Regions from separate parts of the Homo sapiens genome. Here region 1 is linked to region 2. A link is a loop called in an ENCODE intact Hi-C map of the cell type or tissue named here. Cell type or tissue: mammary epithelial cell. All regions are shown on one strand. Each heading gives the region's core, and the rest is flanking DNA. Links, peaks and the distances in the headings are about the cores only.

The links. Hi-C counts contacts between places; a loop is a spot of excess contacts. Peaks named below come from ENCODE experiments on the same cell type or tissue, not always from the same donor. Only the 100,000 strongest peaks of a DNase experiment are listed, where the experiment ranks them.
Region 1: it touches region 2 in a loop (6-fold over the local background); 97 of 110 quality-filtered maps call a loop at or near these places.

Annotation. Positions count from the first base shown.
Region 1 is chr1:108,816,565-108,819,479 of GRCh38, forward strand. It overlaps AKNAD1 (AKNA domain containing 1), which reads right to left. Exons shown (of 16, transcript NM_152763.5): 15 at 484-613. The region is part of intron 1 of LOC105378891 (a long non-coding RNA gene); the gene reads left to right. Among named protein-coding and RNA genes, the nearest start is that of AKNAD1, 39 kb to the right of the region's middle. In mammary epithelial cell, for the core only: a CTCF peak has its summit at 1,349; a DNase peak (open chromatin) is centred at 707; H3K4me3 peaks cover 272 bases; H3K27ac peaks cover 1,230 bases.
Region 2 is chr1:108,896,661-108,899,575 of GRCh38, forward strand. GPSM2 (G protein signaling modulator 2) reads left to right here. Exons shown (of 15, transcript NM_013296.5): 3 at 204-425; 4 at 832-967; 5 at 1,299-1,441; 6 at 1,982-2,105; 7 at 2,219-2,334. Among named protein-coding and RNA genes, the nearest start is that of GPSM2, 21 kb to the left of the region's middle. In mammary epithelial cell, for the core only: a CTCF peak has its summit at 1,654 (motif pointing left); no DNase peak of the experiment used is centred there.

The DNA.
Region 1 (2,915 bases), core at 252-2,751, 80 kb before region 2:
TGTTTCCCTGCCGCAGAGAAAGAGAAAAAAAGAACAGCTCTTAGAGGCCATTGATGGGGATTGGGGGGCCATAACCACTGAGAGGGTATTCAGGGATACAGCGCATGCGTATGGAAACATTTGAAAGTGGCCTGGGGATTCGAGTTAGTGATTTGAAATAGGAAACTGTTGGCAACTCTGATCACAGTGTCACTGGAACAGACCCAGTGCCTTCAACCCCCGGCCAGGGAAATCCTGTAGCTGAGGCACCACCCACAAATCACTTTCTCCAGGAAATTTCCCTTGGAACCAATTTAGAATAATACAAACCTTGCGACTGCTGAGGCTGTGTGTCTTTAGCTTAGTTCTGAGCACAAAATTGTCTTTAGCAGAGCATTTTCTGAAGCTCTGATACTGTAATAACTTAAGAGCTGCCAGTTCTGTGGGCATCAAGATCAAACTTACGAGCTGCAATGCTTCTCGAATGATTTTCTAAGTCCTCACCTCAGATTTTATTTCTTCAGTGCTATCAAAGTCACATAAGGATTTGCTTCCAGAAATCCTGCAGGAGTAGAAATGGGGTGAGGGTGTTGCAGGGTCTGAGCTGTAGGTCATGAAAGCCTGAAGTTTTTTTCTGGAAGACAAAAGCACATTGATACTTGTGTCAAGCGCCACCCTCAAGCACACTCCTGTTCACGTCAGCTCTGTGGTAGGTAATGGCTCTGTGTGGTTTGGGTGTGGGTGGATTCGTGCACCCGCTGCCCTCCTAGCTCTCATACTCCCATGTGGCTGACCGCAGCTGGGCTTCAGAAAATGGTTGTTGCCATGACCATGCGGGTGTTTTCTCCCGGAATTGATCTCCTTTTCCTCTAGTACAGAAAGAGGCAAGACTCTAAACACATTTTTTATTCCGTTTTCATTCTTTTGGGGCCAACTTTCTTTTTTTTTTTTTAATTTTTTTTTTTTTTTTTTTTTTGAGACAGAGTCTCGCTCTGTTGCCCAGGCTGGAGTGCAGTGGTGTGATCTCTGCTCGCTGCAAGCTCCGCCTCCCGGGTTCACGCCATTCTCGTGCCTCAGCCTCCCGAGTAGCTGGGACTACAGGCGCCCGCCACCACGCCCGGCTAATTTTTTGTATTTTTTTTTAGTAGAGATGGGGTTTCACCGTGTTAGCCAGGATGGTCTCGATCTCCTGACCTCGTGATCCGCCCGCCTCGGCCTCCCAAAGTGCTGGGATTACAGGCCTGAGCCACCGCGTCCGGCCTTTTGGGGCCAACTTTCTACCTTGCATTTTTATAAAACAAATACACAAAACTGCCAATTGCAGGTACCTTGGGTTGAGTTCATTCTGGCACCAGTGAGCTTTCACCCCAAGGAGGCAGAAGCAGTCAAAAAATAAAAGCAGCTCCTTTTGAAGTAAACAGGCTCCCCTTGCCTGCTACACTGTGATTGGTTCTCTCTCAGGGATGGGCCAGAAGTCTGCACTAGGTGAGTGAGGGGTGCAGGGCCACTGGGCTGTTAAGGTTGTGCAGAGCATGGCTCTAGGGGGTTATTTGCATAGTCTGTGAAGGGCACTGCCTGGAGTTAGGCTTTTCTCAAGCATGAGCAGTGGCCCTGAGGGATGCCATGAGAACTTGCCTGTTGACTGAGCAGTCATAGAGCCACCCTCACAGCTTCCTCCGGCTTCAGGTTTCCTCTGTTAAGCATTACTTTGGTGCATAAAACACTTGTGAGGAATATCATCTCCAGAAAATATCCTTTCATCCCTCTCCCCTACCATAGGAGCATCAATTGGTTCTGCAAGTTATTTTAACACATTGGATTGATCCTCCAGGCAAGAGGTGGTCCAGCATCCGGGGCCCCTAACTAATGAAATACTCTGGGCAGGGGATAGCAGAGTGGTGCAGAGTCCTCTCTCTCCCCATATCCCATCAGTCTCCACTGTCAACAGTATAACAGCCATCGCTTGCTGAGTACTTATTATGAGCCTGGTACCATTCTAAGTGCTTTATATGTATGGACTCAGTCCTCAATGAGTTTGGCACCATTATGATTCCCACTTTACATGCGGGGAAATGGAGGCACACATAGGTCAAGGAACCTGCCCAAGGACACAGAACCAAGACAAACCCAAGAAGTCGGCCAGGCATGGTGGCTCACGCCTGTAATCCCAGCACTTTGGGAGGCCGAGGTGGGTGAATCACCTGAGGTCAAGAGTTGGAGCCCAGCCTGGTCAACATAGCGAAACCCCGTCTCTACTAAAAATACAAAAATTAGCTGGGCATGGTGGCGGGTGCCTATAATCCCAGCTACACGGGAGGCTGAGGCAGGAGACTCACTTGAACCTGGTGGGGCAGAGGTTGCAGTGAGCCATGATCGTGCCACTTCACTCCAGCCTGGGCGAAATAGTGAAACTCCATCTCAAAAAAAAAAAAAAAAAACCAAGAAGTCTCCAAAGGTCACGTTCTTAAACACTGTGCTAGACTATGGTGGAGGGTAGTAGGTTCAGACTGAGTGGCTCTGAGTGCAGAGCCTGAATTGTTAGCCACTCTGCTGCGCTATTGGTTCTGTCTCTTAAATAGCTCTTGAATGAATACACAGACTTTTCTCTTTCCATCTCCACCACCCTTGGTCAAGCTGCATCATCTCACCTGAATTATTGCACTGGCCTCTTATTTGGCCTTTGTCCTCCAATCTTAACTCCTCTAATTCGTTTCCACTCCTTCAGTAGCTAGACTGACCCTTTAAAACACTAAGAAATTTTTAAATTCCCTGATTAAAAAACTTAATTGGGTGGGCCTGCCACAGTGGCTCATGCCTGTAATCCCAGTGCTTTGGGTGACTGAGGTAGGAGGATTGCTGAGGCTAGGAGTTCAAGATCAGCCTGGGCAACATAGTAAGACCCCATCTCTACCAAAAAAAAAAAAAAAGTAGCTAGC
Region 2 (2,915 bases), core at 185-2,684:
AGGCTCAGAGAAATTCGAATAGGCAAATTACCTCTTGCTACAAATAACTGCTTACTGTTTTATCAGGAATGTATATAAACTTCAGTTATAGAGGCAGCTGCCCTGAACAAGAGTAGCCGCTTAAATTATATTACGGGAAGTTAAAAATACTGTGATGCAGCTGTAATGTTATGTTTAAATGTCTGTCCTGTATAATTTTGTAGAATGGAAGCTTCTTGCCTAGAGCTGGCCTTGGAAGGGGAACGTCTATGTAAATCAGGAGACTGCCGCGCTGGCGTGTCATTCTTTGAAGCTGCAGTTCAAGTTGGAACTGAAGACCTAAAAACACTTAGCGCTATTTACAGCCAGTTGGGCAATGCTTATTTCTATTTGCATGATTATGCCAAAGCATTAGAATATCACCATCATGATTTAACCCTTGCAAGGTAATTAATTTAAGCTTTTAAATATTCTTCCTTCTGAAATTAGCTATTACTTTAAAAAATATTTCTATTCAATTAACAAAAACTAACTTAATACATTTAATGAGTTCTACTTCAGTAACATCGCTTTTCAAAACTAACCTTTAGGCTGAACACAGTTTAATTGAATGAATAGTAGTGAATTGACCCTAGAGTTTAATTAAATGGATGAAAACTAATTACATTCAAATCCAGAAATGTAAGTTTTAAATATTTATTTAAAGTAGGTTTCAAAGCCAATGGGTTTTTCTTACCTTAAGCATGTCAGTTTGTCCTCTTGGAAAACTGTACTCTGGCTACTTTATATTTTAACACCATTTGTATTTTAATACCATTTGGTTTTTTGTTTTTTGTTTTTTGTTTTTTTCAGGACTATTGGAGACCAGCTGGGGGAAGCGAAAGCTAGTGGTAATCTGGGAAACACCTTAAAAGTTCTTGGGAATTTTGACGAAGCCATAGTTTGTTGTCAGCGACACCTAGATATTTCCAGAGAGCTTAATGACAAGGTAATACCGCAGCATTAGATGGTAGGCCTAATATTTTCATTCAAAGGGCTTTGCATTTTAATACTATTTAATTATTCTATAGTTTATTTTAAAATTAATACCAAAAAAGAAAACATTTATAGACTAATAGAAGTAAAAGAAAAAAAATTTAATGGAGAAAAAGAAGGAAATAGTAAGAGGTCTTTCATAAGTAATTATTTGATTGGTTCTGTATGGAGAGCCAATATAAAAATTTTTTTCCCTTGTCCGTAATACTAAGGATATTACAAATATATATGATAAACCTGACCTCTGTTTTCAAAATGTAAACTTTGCTGATGTCTTCATTTAGGTGGGAGAAGCAAGAGCACTTTACAATCTTGGGAATGTGTATCATGCCAAAGGGAAAAGTTTTGGTTGCCCTGGTCCCCAGGATGTAGGAGAATTTCCAGAAGAAGTGAGAGATGCTCTGCAGGCAGCCGTGGATTTTTATGAGTGAGTAGGGGCTGATATGGGCAGTCATGTAGGCCCATCTAAGCCGTGGATCTGCTGTACGTTCTTTATTCAGTAGTAAGTTTTTAAGTTTGGCAAAGATTTTAAAGTTATGAACTAGCAAAATCATCAATTCAGTTGCTTAAATGTTACAGTGTTATATTAGTAGTAATCTGCAGCTTTCATTTAAGTTGCAGACCAGTGCCACTTAGTGGCAAAAGCAAGAAATGTCAATGGTTGGTCTGTTATTTAGAGTAATTTAGTCTTTTACCAATAGAATTTCATAGAACTACTTAACTATAGGGGTTCCAAGATTAACTCTGTGCTTGACCCTGGGCAGAAACCTATCTGAATAGTTTAATAAAGTGTTCCCAGCTATTTCCTATAATTGCTCTTCATCATAGATGTCATCCTTAAAATGTTGCACATTATGGCTGTAAGCTTCCCTACATTTTTTTCTGATAAAAAGAATTAGATATGTAAATCACATACATAAAATTGTTCTGCAAACTTATTTTTTCATCACTTTTTGCGATCCCTTAGGGAAAACCTATCATTAGTGACTGCTTTGGGTGACCGAGCGGCACAAGGACGTGCCTTTGGAAATCTTGGAAACACACATTACCTCCTTGGCAACTTCAGGGATGCAGTTATAGCTCATGAGCAGGTACAGTGGAAAGCCTTGGAGCCAGATCATTTCCTCCATCAAAGTTCTGAACAGTGATTAGATCATTCTTCAGTTTTATTTTATCTACATCTAATTAAAATTGTTTGTTTCAGCGTCTCCTTATTGCAAAAGAATTTGGAGATAAAGCAGCTGAAAGAAGAGCATATAGCAACCTTGGAAATGCATATATATTTCTTGGTGAATTTGAAACTGCCTCGGAATACTACAAGTTAGTCTAATATTTCTGTAGATAAATGTAAAATGAATACTCAGTCCCATTAATTCATAGGCTTTAGGTTTAAAATCTGATTGTAGCAGAACTTTTGGCATCTAAGCCTCAATTTCCTTATCTGTAACAGAATATATCAATACTTCATTTTGGGGAATGCTGTGAGGATTGAATGAAATAATATACTAAACACAGTATCTGGTACACAGTGCTCAATAAATATTATTGTACATAAGATTTAATAGCAGCAGTATGACCCCTTTATAATATTGGTTTTTATCTTTAAAAGTAATTGTTTTTAAATGAAGTTTTCAACCTTTAATATCTTTTAAACCTGTTTAGCATATGTGGTGTATATTGTGTATATGCTTTATTTCACTCAGTTATGGGTTAGAAGAGAGGCCAAAAGAAAGCCTTGTAACAAAAATATTTATAGTCTATACCAGTGATCACTGAATTTTTTTCTCTACCTTCCCACCCTCTTATTGAGCAGTTCTCCCTTTACCCTCTTTCTGCCTATATTTGACTGTCACTGTAAGCTGAGTCCCCCATTCACTTACCTGAAGCATTTACAATCCCAG